Linked DNA regions of Mus musculus: regions 1 and 2 are each linked to region 3. A link is a loop called in an ENCODE intact Hi-C map of the cell type or tissue named here. Cell type or tissue: heart. All regions are shown on one strand.

Region 1 (4,000 bases), 78 kb before region 3:
AAAACTCTGATTTCCTTTAAGATGAAAGCTGTGTGTTTTGTTTTGACATGGACAGCACCTTTTGAGATTCACTTTCCATTTAACATTATAAACATGGATCCTTCATTGACATGCGTAAGACTGTTGTGACAGCTGTATAAGGGTCTGTCATGCCATCTCAGCATCAACCCAGGATGTTCACAGCCATCACTCACTTCTAGAGGGGTTGTGAATACACAGTCACATCTCAAGCCAGCTTGACCTCTCCTCTTTGTCCATCTGACTTTGGCTAAGGAGCCTCTGTGGCAGTGGTTCCCATCCTGTGGGTTGCAACCCCTCTGAGGTGGAACGACCCTTTCATAAGGGTTGCCCAAGAACATTGGAAAACACAGATATGTATATTACCATTCAGTTATGAAGTAGCAACAAATATAATTTTATGGTTGGTGGTCACCACAACATGAGGCTATGCTAAATGCTCGCAGCATTAGGAAAGTAGAGAACCACTGCCCTGCACCCGACCAGTTTTCATCCTAAAACAAGGTTTTCTGAAACTTATGAAACTATAACAACAGTAGAATTAAAATCGATTTCTGAATCGCTCTGGAATCAACCGCTAAGCACACACCTCGTGCATCGTGGCAATCCTGCCAGTGTAGTATAGCACCCGTTCTGTTAGCGTCGTCTTCCCAGAATCAATGTGAGCTGAGATCCCAATGTTCCGTATTTTTTCATTGGGAACTGGCCCTGACGAACACCATCGGCGGGTCTTCCAATCAGCCTGAGAAACAGTTTTAAAAGCTCAGTTTAGCACACCTATTATACGAGATCACAGTTAAAACCTGAACTACGGACTTGTTTTCTCATCCTCAAAGCAAGGTTCTCAACCTCCGTATTATCTAAGGAGCCCTGGATTTAATTCTGAATAATACTCATAAAAGAAGCACAACTACTGCTTCTAAATGTTAGTTTTAAACTTGAGACTTTTAAAGGTTCGTGTATATGTGTTTTGCTTGCATATATATCTCTGCACCACGTGCACGCCTGGTGCTGGAAAGGTCACATCGCCTAGAGCTGGAGTTATGGATGGTTCCGAACAAAGATGTGAGTTTTGGGCATTCAACTCTTCCTCTGGAAGAGCAGTCATGGGCTACGTTTTCACCCCTCCACTGTGTGGGTCCCAAGACTGACACTCAGGCTGTCACACTTGACAACTACCCTTATGGCTGGCTGATCCACACTGCTAACTTTTAAATACACACTACCATAATAGTCAGAGCTATACCTCTCAATGGCCACTTTAACAAGAGATACAAGTTTTAGATTGAATTGTACCTTAGGTTCTCTGTCTTCTCCCGTCCTGTAATTCACAGCTAGCAAGGGGCATATGGGTCTACCCAACTAACAGCCACAAGACAACTCCAAAAAGGTTTCCAATTTCATCTGAACGAAAACAAGGAAGTGCCTTTTGGGGTGGTGGTGTTCCTGTCAGCTTTACAGTGGGGGGTGGAGGGGGATGTATTTGTTGAATCAAAACAAAACTGCACACCCAAACGCTTGGCAAACACTTCTGGGTAGAGGGAAACTGGGCACATGTCAAAGAAGACAGCTGACAAGCGCTTGGATGGTTAAACCACAGGAACACTTGGTAGCAAAGCAAACGAGGTATCCATGACAGGTAAGAGGTCACATCTACCAACGGCTTCCCTGCTCTGAGTACCTCACTCCAAAGACTTACAAAGTTTAATCTATACACCTGACTGGGAAACTTGGCCAGAGAAGAGTACCGGGATGTTGAATAGAACCCACACGTTCAGAGAGCATCCAACCACACCCAGTAGTAAGAGGACCACTGGATAACGAGTCCGAAATCCGGGATTCGAGCCCCGGGGACACTAACTTTCATCTGACCTTCACTCGGGGCACTTCTCTTTAAGGTAGATCATCAGGAAGGGAGGGACCCCGGCGCAGAGCTGCGGGTCGCAAGGCCGAGCTGGCATGCGGATACCCAAGGGCTTACGGGGCTCGGGAAATCGCTGCTCAAGACCCCAGGTAAGGAAAGGTGTCGCCAACCTGCCCTGCTCTGGAAGGTTCTCTGGCACCAGTACCTGCTTCCCCTGCCAGCCCAGGACTGCAGGGACCCGAGGGAACGGTCCACGCCCCAGGGCTGCGGCGACCCGCAGCAGCCGCATGGCAAGCCTGGAACAGCCACTTCCAAGGCTCCTGCTCTGAGGTGATCGGTTGTGCTCAGCGCCGGCAGCAGAGCGGGAAGAGCTCAAAGTCACGCCGGCAACCGGAGCCGCAGGAGCACTTCCGGGAGGAAGGTCAGGAGGACGGCCAGAGGAAGACAAGGGAGAGGCACCTCTGTCTGAGCTCGACGTGGCGCGCGCCCTCTCCTGGTCAGGAGGAGAAAGCGTAGTTTATGCAGAGGATTGTCACAGGGAGGTGTCATTACTACGGAGGCAGGTACTCTGGTCCCTTTGTCTTTAAAGGAAAAAAATAAAAATTAAAAAACCATCTCTGTATAAAAAAAACAAAAACGTGCCGGGTATGGCGTCACACATGTCTAATAAGAACACTTCAGAGGCAGAACTAGGCGGATCTCTAATGAGTTCCAAGATAGCCTGGTCAGCAAAGAATTCTGGGCCAGACAGGACTAGACAGTGAGAACCTGTTTCAACAAAACAAAACAAAAGCTGCAGATTTTAAACATAGTTGTTTTACCTGCATGACAATGGGAAAACGTTTATAACAATTTAAATGGAAGGAGTACACAAAAATGTATTCATTACTACAGCATCAGAGAATCTGGGGGAGGGGCTGGAGATACGGCTCAGAGGTTAAGAGGTCTGCTCTTCCTGAGGTCCTGAGTTCAATTCCCAGCAAACGCATGGTGGCTCACAACCATCTGTAATGAGATCTGGTGCCCTCTTCTGGCCTGCAAGGTATACATGCAGGCAGAAAGCTGTATACATAATAAGTAAATCTTAAAAACAAATACTTCAAAGAGACTCTGGGGAAATGAGAGTAGATATATGTTGGATTACAAATAAAATTTTTCAAAACCTTCTTTATTGTTCATCAGTAATACTAGCTATGCATCTTCAAAACTGCACCCGTGGCGCTTCTGTCTGGGCTTCTTAAAGGCCTCAAAAACGTTGACATATCTAAAACAGAGCTTCTAGTCTTCCCCAAACCTCCTCATACAGTCTCCATCTTAGCAAAAGAATCTCCGTCCATCCAGTTGACCTAGCCAAAGATGGCAGTCACTTGCTGGCTCCTGTAATCTAAGCCTCTCAGCATATGCGAACCTCCCATTTCCTTCCACCTCTCCACAGGGCTATTTCTTCCTGGGGTTACTGTGATGAGAACCGGGTTGATTTCACGGCTTTTGTCTTTCCCGGTTTTTTTTTTTTTTTTTCAGTAAACTCACACACTGACTAAAAGGATCTTCTCAAGCCAGACCATATTCCCTCTCCGCAGAAAATGATCTCCTTACTTTAGTGTTGTTAGGCTGGAACCCGTGCTCATCACCCCCCGACACACCCCCCCCCCACACACCCCCCAGCTACAAAACCCTATGTGCCCTCCTTCCCCATCCTACCACACAGAAAAAGCTCCCTGACCCCTCAAAGGAAACTACAGCCTAACAGGTCATCATCTTCCTGATTCCCGCTACCCACCTGGGAGTGCCTGCCTGGGCGCTCAGCTTTTTTTTTTTTTTTTTTTTTTCTTTTTTCTTTTTTTTAACCTTATATGGGCATAATCCCATGTTTCATCACCACACGGCCCAAAACTATAAAACCTCCTTGCTTTATCCTGGGCGAATGACTTTACTGACCTCCACCTGATAGATTGGCCAACTCGCCAGACTGCTGCCTTTTAATAAGCCTGCCTTTATGTTGTTTTTTATAAACAGGTGGCAGTGATCAGGCAGGAAGGAGCAACTCAGCCGGCCGAGGTGAGGTGTTCCCGCTGAGGAAACAGCTTAGTATAAGAGGAAGTTTATTGGGGGAAAGGA
Region 2 (4,000 bases), 160 kb before region 3:
GTATTTCTGAGGCCAGAAATACTTAGCGTGTTTGAGAACCTAAGAAAAAAGGTCCCATGAATAACAGCCCCTGGTCGGGGTACCCAGTGTGGGTGTTGGCATGCGCACTGTGTACCCAGTCTACTCATGGCTTAGACTCTATGGCTCCTACCAAAGTAGGGGAGGTGTGTGTGTACAAAAGCTAAGCCAGCTCTCTACATCGCAGACACGTTTCTAGAGTTTCGTTGTTCATGGCAGGCCACCAGTGCAAGGCTTCGGGATAAAGTGGTAAAGGTTACTCAGGGGTCTGACCAGGGACCATTCAGTTCTGGTATCTTCTTAATCTAACTAGGGAGTGACAGGGCCGCCGTCTTCTGCATAACTGAAAGGGCGATCGAAACTTTTCAGCTCCTAGATCGCTTGCTGATTTCCGGACAGTGGCTGTAGATGTGTTGCTCTCTTCATTAAACAGATTTTTAAAGTTACACAACTGCGGAATCCCGAGGCAATGAGGCTCCCGGGGTGTTCCACAAAGCCACAGATCCGCAGCCTTGCATCTTCTGTAGAGTGGAGCATAAGATTTAAATTGGTGTGATGATAAAGACCATCCTCCGTGTAGCATCAGATGATGTGAATCACCTTCGTAACTCTCAGCCTTATTTCCTTATTTCTAGAAAAAGGCAAACTACTGTGAGTGTTAAATAAACAGCAACAGCAAAACAATCTTTACTGTCTCAGGGACAGTCTCTACTCCAGGCTCCATCCAGCCTTTACTAGTTCACCGGAGAAATGAAGTCACAACTTAAGATCTTGTCCTCTTCTTTGAGGAAAGAGGAGCCCTGATGACAACCTCCCTCGTTATTGGGGGGTGGGGGGGGGGAGAATTCTCTATTAAAACAAACAGACAAACAAACAAACAAACCCAGACGGACAAAGTTCACCAATTTTCAAATACCAGGGATTATTTTCTTTCAATCCAATATGATTTTTAAAAAAATCATAAAATAGAACTAGTGAGACAGTCGTTGGGTAAAGGTGCCTGCTGGCAAGCTTGTGAGTTTGATCCTCTGACCAGGAGGTGGATGAAGAGACCTGACTCCCCCAAGTTGTCCTTTGACTTCCACGTGCCTGCTACAGCATGCATGCACACACATAATAAATGTCATTTTTTTTTAAACTCCTAAAATACCTAGCATTTCTGGGCTTTTTCAGCTACCCCTTGGCATCCTTACAAAAGCAGCTAGCTCTCAACATCTGAAGGAGAGCTCACTCCTTTCGTGTCAGCAGGAGCTTGGGTGCTGTTCAGCATCTGTAGTGGTCACTTCAAGGTGACCCTAGCTCATCCCAAATGGTGGTGTATGCGCGTGAACACAGATAAACTTGGAACTCAAGGCTATGAGAAACAATGTTACATTTCCCCTTAACCTCGCTGATAATTTAACACTTATGTGACTGCAGGAGCCAAGGAAAAGAGGCCAGTGTGCCAGGAATCAAGTTCTTCCACAAATCCAGTGAAATTGTTTTCCTTCAAAGGTTACTAAAACTCCACCCTTAAAGACGATCAAGCAGGCCAGTGTTGAAGTGATAGACATCTGGCAAGGGCCTGCAAGGCTCTGTGAGAATGGAGAAACCAGGACTGGCTTCCTGGAATCTGAAGCAGGTGCTGCTGTTTCCTTTTTTTGTTTTGTTTTGTTTTGGTGTGTGTGTGTGTGTGTGTGTGTGTGTGTGTGTGTGTGTGTGTGTGTGTGTGTGTATTGTGTCTATACCCCAGGCACCTGTCCTACCACTGAGCTATATTCTTAGTTCTATGTAATGAAATAATGTGGGCTATAGACTATGTATTCACATGATAAAAGCAGAGAGTCGTGTTTCAGAAACATGTGCATAAACTCGGTCGTGATGAGGGACGCAGTTCTTGCTGTATATTTCGTCTTAAAACAAAACAAAACAAAACAAACAAAGCATGAAAGCCAGGCACCCAAATGACTCCAGCTCTAAGATTCCCTCGATTCTCTTTTTAGTGCTTCAGAGTCCTCATTCTAGAAACACTGTTGCCCTCTGGTGGTCAGATGCAGCCATCACTGCAGATTATGGTGTAAGAAAGAGCAAGGACCTGGTCTCAGTTCCTAATTGCAGAGGAGACTTTACAGCTGCCTGTGTTCTCTGCTATCCCTGCCTGCCTGATGTCACCTTGCTCCTGGCCATACACTACCTATTCATAATCAAAATTTTCAACTTTCCTGCTACCACACAGCACAGCCTCAGGACCACAGTGGGTGTGGGGAAGATTCCAGGCAGTAGTGGAAGTTCTTAGGTACTGGTTGTCCTGGATCAGGCCCAGGGTGCTTTTTCCATTACTAGAAATATTGCTTTCACTGAAATTTGGGGGATTTGAGCACAGTCTCCTGGGCATATACTTCCTAAGAAAGTCAACTCATTCTGGGATCAGCTGATTTGGGGGAATTGACAAACACCCATTTCTTATCCCAGACCAGACACAATGCAAACAGACAGGCAAGGTGTAGTGGGAGAAGGGCAATAAAAACCAGTGAGTATAAATGGGTCCTTTTATATTTATGGAGGGTCCTTTAACTAGAACTCCATGGGGTTTTCCTAGCAAGCAAGCATGTCCATAGCACATCATTTCAGTGTCAGTTATGGTTCCCTGCCAGCGGGGTGTGTGCTTGCAGAGGGTGGGATGCCCAACCCTCCAGCCTCCCTTTCCCCTTCCTCCACAATCCTGGCTCGCTCAAAACAGCAAGAGTTAAAGAGACAACTTCATCAATTCTTTCTGGAGCATTTAACTTGGATTTTGTGAGTGTGCTTGCTAGCTTGTTGTTGTTGTTGTTGTTGTTGTTGGTGGTGGTGGTGGTGGTGGTGGTGGTGGCAGTGGTTTGGTTTGCTTTTGTCATCTTTTGACCAAAAGGAAGTAAGAAGGAACCCCAACTGAGAACAATGTCTTCGTCAGATCCACCAATAGCTAAGTCTCTGGGGGTTGTTTTCTTGGTTAATGATTGATGTGGAAAGGTCCAGCCCCTGGGCAGGTGGTCTCAGGTTGTGTTTTTTTTTAAAAAAAAACAGTGGGTGCTGAGCAACCCATAGGGAGCCAGTAAAGCCCTGCGACCTTTGCTTGAGTTCCTGCCTCGGCTTCCCGCAGCGAGAGACTGCTCTGGGAAAGTGTAAACCAGAGAAATCCTTTCCTCCCCAAGTTGCTTTTGGTCATGGTCTCTAAGCAGTAGGAAGCAAATATGGCCAATGGCCTTGACACACTTGTATGCCTATTCTTCACCGCTCACCCAACATTAGATTTCTAACTAGGCAGTAAGTGAATGGCGAGTGGCTAGCCCGTAGGTATGTAGGCAAGCCATCAGGCCACCCTTGTCAGGCCAGGAGGTAGAGCAGTGGCTGTACTTCCAGGATTCAAAGTAGCATGGATCTGAAGCAGGAGCAAAATGTGTCCCCGGGGCCATACAGCGCCAAGTGCACATACTCCACTAAGAAAGAGCCTCACCACTTTTCCATCTGCGGAGCACTTTAGTCCAGTATCAGACACCTAATCACGGCTCCTCTTGAAGGCTTGCCTCCATTAATGTCAATAATTCAGGGTCAGTCTTAAGAATAGGAAAGCAGTGCATTATGTAGAACGCATTACATGGAAGCTAACACTGGGGACCTCAAGAGGCTGCGGTGCATACGCAGGAGGGAAGATAATACAAGAGGAAAGCGAAGGAGTGTTTTCTTTCACTGAAAGAAAGCTCTTTACCGCTTTTAGGACCTTCACAAGACAACAGCCAAATCAGAGGCACCCCTGTGTGGACCATGTTCACTTCAGACCTGCACCCTGCCTGGTGGGGGAGACACTGTAACACAGAGCAGAGAGGTAGCACACTCCTGCCCTGACATGACCATGCTTAGGCACAGTATAGTCTTTGCCCCATCATTCCAGCTCCCAGAGGGCAGAGTCTGGGTCTGCATTGAGTGTGGAACGTCAGCAGGGGTAAAAATTTTGCCTGGCTTTCTT
Region 3 (4,000 bases):
TCCTCGCATCATCCACTGGGTAGACTCTTTTAAGATTACTTAAAAGTATTTTGAAATAAAAGCTTTCTAAAAAGGTACATTGTATTCTGTAAGAATAAAGCTAAACTTCTTACTGCCCCCCACCCCAACTGCATGCCGTGTTTGCCATGGCCCATATACAGCACTATGTGCTGGAACACAAAGATGGGTAAATTACTGCTCTTGCCTTGAAGGGAGCAGCGGCATGCGCTGACTCAGGTCAACTTCAATCTTCTCTGACAGAGATGATGGCCTGAGGAGTGACTGATTAGCAGTAAGACAGCAGGAAGTGTATGGTATGAATTAGATAGGAATCTGAAGTTAAAATTAAAATATAATACAGAACAAATGACTAGGAGATCAATTCTCCTTGGTCATCTTTTTTCAACATCTATGGGCTCTATTTTATTTAATTTCTATTTTTTTTGACTTATATCTACTACTTAACACCTATTTTCTGAATGGAGCTCAAAACAAATATTACTATGGAAAATGTATAGAGGATGAGTTATGTATGCATAAATCAAATTTTTCTTAGATTATTTTGTTCTCAATTTGGAGACTTATCAATTTAATTGTCTCATTAAACATTGCTTGGTAAGCCCTAGAGACAAAGGGAGAACAAACTAGAGAAGACCCTGTGCTTACTGGAGAGTTTCGTTGTTGAGTGAATTAATAGATTATAAACAAATATATAACAATAACCACATAATTATTAACCACAGAATATACTCACAAGAAATAAATAATCCCAGGCCTCCTGCTTACACAACAAATGTTTGATAGACGCAACCATCCCTTCATCCCAAATAAACTAGTGCTTAATGGTATGATTCATTCACTATTTTAGGATTTTATTTGATTCAAACTGAATTCATTTCACACTAAAGGAAGCTGGTCTGCATACATAAGAGAGACTTCTACTCTTATAGACAAAATGACCCTGAAGGCTGTATGTATTTCTGGGAGATCATCAAAGAAAAGCAGAGCAGACAGTCTTACAAAGTGAAAAAAGTCTGTGCCACAACCTGCTTCCAAATGAAGGCTTGCTTATCAATACGAAACCTAATAACCAATTATAGTCATGTGAATCACAATGTTAATTTTTATATATATTAAAAAGTCATTACATTTTATTTGGCGTTTTTCTTATATTTTGGAGGCAACATCACCCCTCCCATGCCATCCAGGTTTCAAACATTTGTATATTTCTGATCTACTGAGCCTAGAAGGTATACAGCCCTAGTGATGAAGTTATAATACACATTTATGAACCTGAGTTAGAGGTAGACCCAATATTCTGTGTGAGGGAAAGTGGGACACGCAGTCCAACAAGACTCAAGAACTCAACATTCCGTAGTCCACGCTGCCTCATAAAGTCTACTTGCTGCCATAGAGCTTAGGTGGGGGACGCTGACCACAAGCTGAACTGCCTTAAAAAGATGTGGAGGAGCTGTGGTTTCTCCCTCTTCAGTTACTCTCACCGTGCATTTCCTGTGTGCTTCCACAGTGTGTGCAGTGTACAAGCATGGAGGCTGGGGGACATCTGTCCTGCTCTAGCATGCTCGCCTTATTCCCGTGACAGGATCTCTCACTGAACCTGGAGCTGGTCCAGGAGGACCCAGTAACTTGTGTGAGCTCCACAGCACACATGTGATTACACTTGGCTTCTTTCTGTCATGCCCCTCACCCCCTGTGCTGGTATACAAACACATATCTTTACCCTTGCAAGAAAGAGCTCTTGCCTACTAAGCCATTTCTTCAGCCCAACATTAAAAAAAAGTATAAACTAAAAAGGGTAAATTAATTTGCAAATATGCAAATTAAAATTATCAAAAGTTAGGATTGGAGCATGGAAGTTTAAAATTTTGTGGCTGTAGAATCAATAGATGCTTCTCAGTTAAGTGATGGAAAATGTAAGAGAAAAATTTGGCTCAACCATAGAAACATCTCAGCACAGGACCACAGGACTTCTGCCTTTGTGCAATACTGCCACCTGGTGGTCCAACTGGAAAATGACTTTCCTAATCCTTCAATTAACAGAAATGCCCATGCTGCACATGGTTGTTGTTATTTTTTCATTAATTGATTAATTTATTCACTTTATATCTTGAGTGCAGCCCTACCACTCCTCCAAGTCTCCCCTCACAAGCCATTCCCTTTATCACCGCCCCCCCGCCCCCCCCCCCCCCCCCCGCCCGTACCAACCCACACTGGCACACCAAGTCACTGCACACTGCAGGACTAGACACATCCTCTCCCACTGGGGCTAGACAAGGTGGCCCAGTTAGGGCAACGGAATCCACAGCAGGCAACAGAGTCAGGGGTAGCCCTGGCTGCAGTTGTGGGGACCTGCATGAAGACCCAGCTACACATCTGCTACATATGTGGCACAGGATTATTTACTCTGCTTTTGAACACTGGGGGGATTATCTGCCAGACACAACAGTCTTAAGGCTAAACACTTGGTGCCAAGTTGATGTGGGACAACATCTTAAAACAAGCTATATCATAGCTTCTAAAGATAAGGATGCATCAAGGATCTATGCAGCGTTCTAACTCCTTGGGTAAGGGTTCAGCGTTACACTAGCTAGATCAGCATGCATTGTAGGATACCCAGAGTGTCTAGCATGCCATTGCTATGAGGCATTTTCTTCCCGGTGACAGTTCTCCAGCTTAATCCGCGGAAAGCGGCAATTGAAAAGGCAGCTAAGCATGGACAGCCTTCTTAGAGAAGTAGCTTTGCACTAAGTGCACACCACTATCCAGAGGACGAAGATCTGGGGAGCTGGGCCCTGGTGATTCAGTCCTCAGCAGAGGTAATCGTTGCTATGCAGTGAGGATAGCCCATCATGTCTTCCCAGGACCTGGATGAAATAGTACTCAGGATAATTTACTTCTCTTTGCTAAGTAATCTCCTCATAAATAATTCATCTTCTTAGGCATCCCGAGTCCTTGCCTTACACTGCAGACACAGACATTTCAGACTAGACAGCTACGCCACTTTCTAAGCTAATACATTGTCCCCCATTTTATACTTCAGTGGAGGCTAAATTTATTCTTGTTAGTCCGTCATTGCTCTTCTGATCTTTCTGAAGCATAGTTAGCAACAGCAGTCACGTGCTGGATGGCTAAGACTTTACTGTGTACTCAGAGGTGGGTGCCATCTCCTGAGGCTCTAGCATATTCTCCTGTTAAGAACAACTAATCCTCACCAGGTACACTTTCATGAAAGAAAACGTGAGTTAGAAATAAATGTAAAGAGAAACAAACCTAGAACCAGATAGGAAAGTATTGTAGAACAAAGCCCAGACTGTAGAGTAAGTAGTATTTCCACAAAAAGAAATCACTCTTCGATTATAAGAACATCCAAAAAGAACAGAGAATTCAGAATGAAGTTCAGAAAATAAATACAGTTGACACCAAACCCTCAAACACATTTTTGTTTTTAGGTAAATGAATTTATAGTATGCAAGAATAAGATACTAAGAAAAAATGGACCTGTCTCCATCTCATAGCTGTGGCTTTCAGGAGGTGTGACGAACTAGTACAAGTTCAATACTATAAATACTGAGGCAACACAGGGGCTGTGGATCATCCAAGGCCTGTCTGTACCTGACAAACATCACACACTCAACTCATTCTTTGGAATATTCTATCTTTAAATGTATTAGGTGATTTAAAATTCCAAATCTCTATTACCACCAGAAGTTGTATAGTTAGTGCTTAATCGTTTTGACATATCAGGTTAGTAAACACGAAAAAGCTTTTGTTTGAAAGACAGAAAGCTCCTTGTACTCTTAGTGAGAATTTAAATTGGTACAGTATTTTTGGAGGGTAATTTTTGAAACATTAAATAATGTAAACGTGAACAAGTAGCTTCATCTTATTAAAAACATGTAATATCCAGAATATAACTAGTTATAAATTTGATACCAGAAAAATAAATGACTATCATTAGTATGCTATATAACCTTACCAC

Evidence for each region. A loop is a pair of places that touch in the nucleus more often than their neighbours do. Peaks named below come from ENCODE experiments on the same cell type or tissue, not always from the same donor. Only the 100,000 strongest peaks of a DNase experiment are listed, where the experiment ranks them.
Region 1: a loop joins it to region 3, with 7 times the contacts of the local background. A loop is called at or near these places in 18 of 42 quality-filtered maps.
Region 2: a loop joins it to region 3, with 3 times the contacts of the local background. A loop is called at or near these places in 2 of 42 quality-filtered maps.

What each region holds. Positions count from the first base shown.
Region 1 is chr3:67,428,410-67,432,409 of GRCm38, reverse strand. Gfm1 (G elongation factor, mitochondrial 1) reads right to left here and starts at 2,295. Exons shown (of 18, transcript NM_138591.2): 1 at 2,088-2,295; 2 at 608-760. The coding sequence starts at 2,171. In heart, CTCF peaks have their summits at 2,375 (motif pointing left) and 2,954 (motif pointing left); a DNase peak (open chromatin) is centred at 2,329; H3K4me3 peaks cover 1,510 bases; H3K27ac peaks cover 736 bases.
Region 2 is chr3:67,511,051-67,515,050 of GRCm38, reverse strand. All of the region lies in intron 1 of Rarres1 (retinoic acid receptor responder (tazarotene induced) 1), which reads left to right. Among named protein-coding and RNA genes, the nearest start is that of Gm40067, 2.2 kb to the left of the region's middle. In heart, a CTCF peak has its summit at 2,042 (motif pointing left); a DNase peak (open chromatin) is centred at 2,040; H3K4me3 peaks cover 372 bases; H3K27ac peaks cover 9 bases; H3K27me3 peaks cover 459 bases.
Region 3 is chr3:67,350,581-67,354,580 of GRCm38, reverse strand. All of the region lies in intron 8 of Rsrc1 (arginine/serine-rich coiled-coil 1), which reads right to left. Among named protein-coding and RNA genes, the nearest start is that of Mlf1, 22 kb to the left of the region's middle. In heart, a CTCF peak has its summit at 2,009 (motif pointing left); no DNase peak of the experiment used is centred here.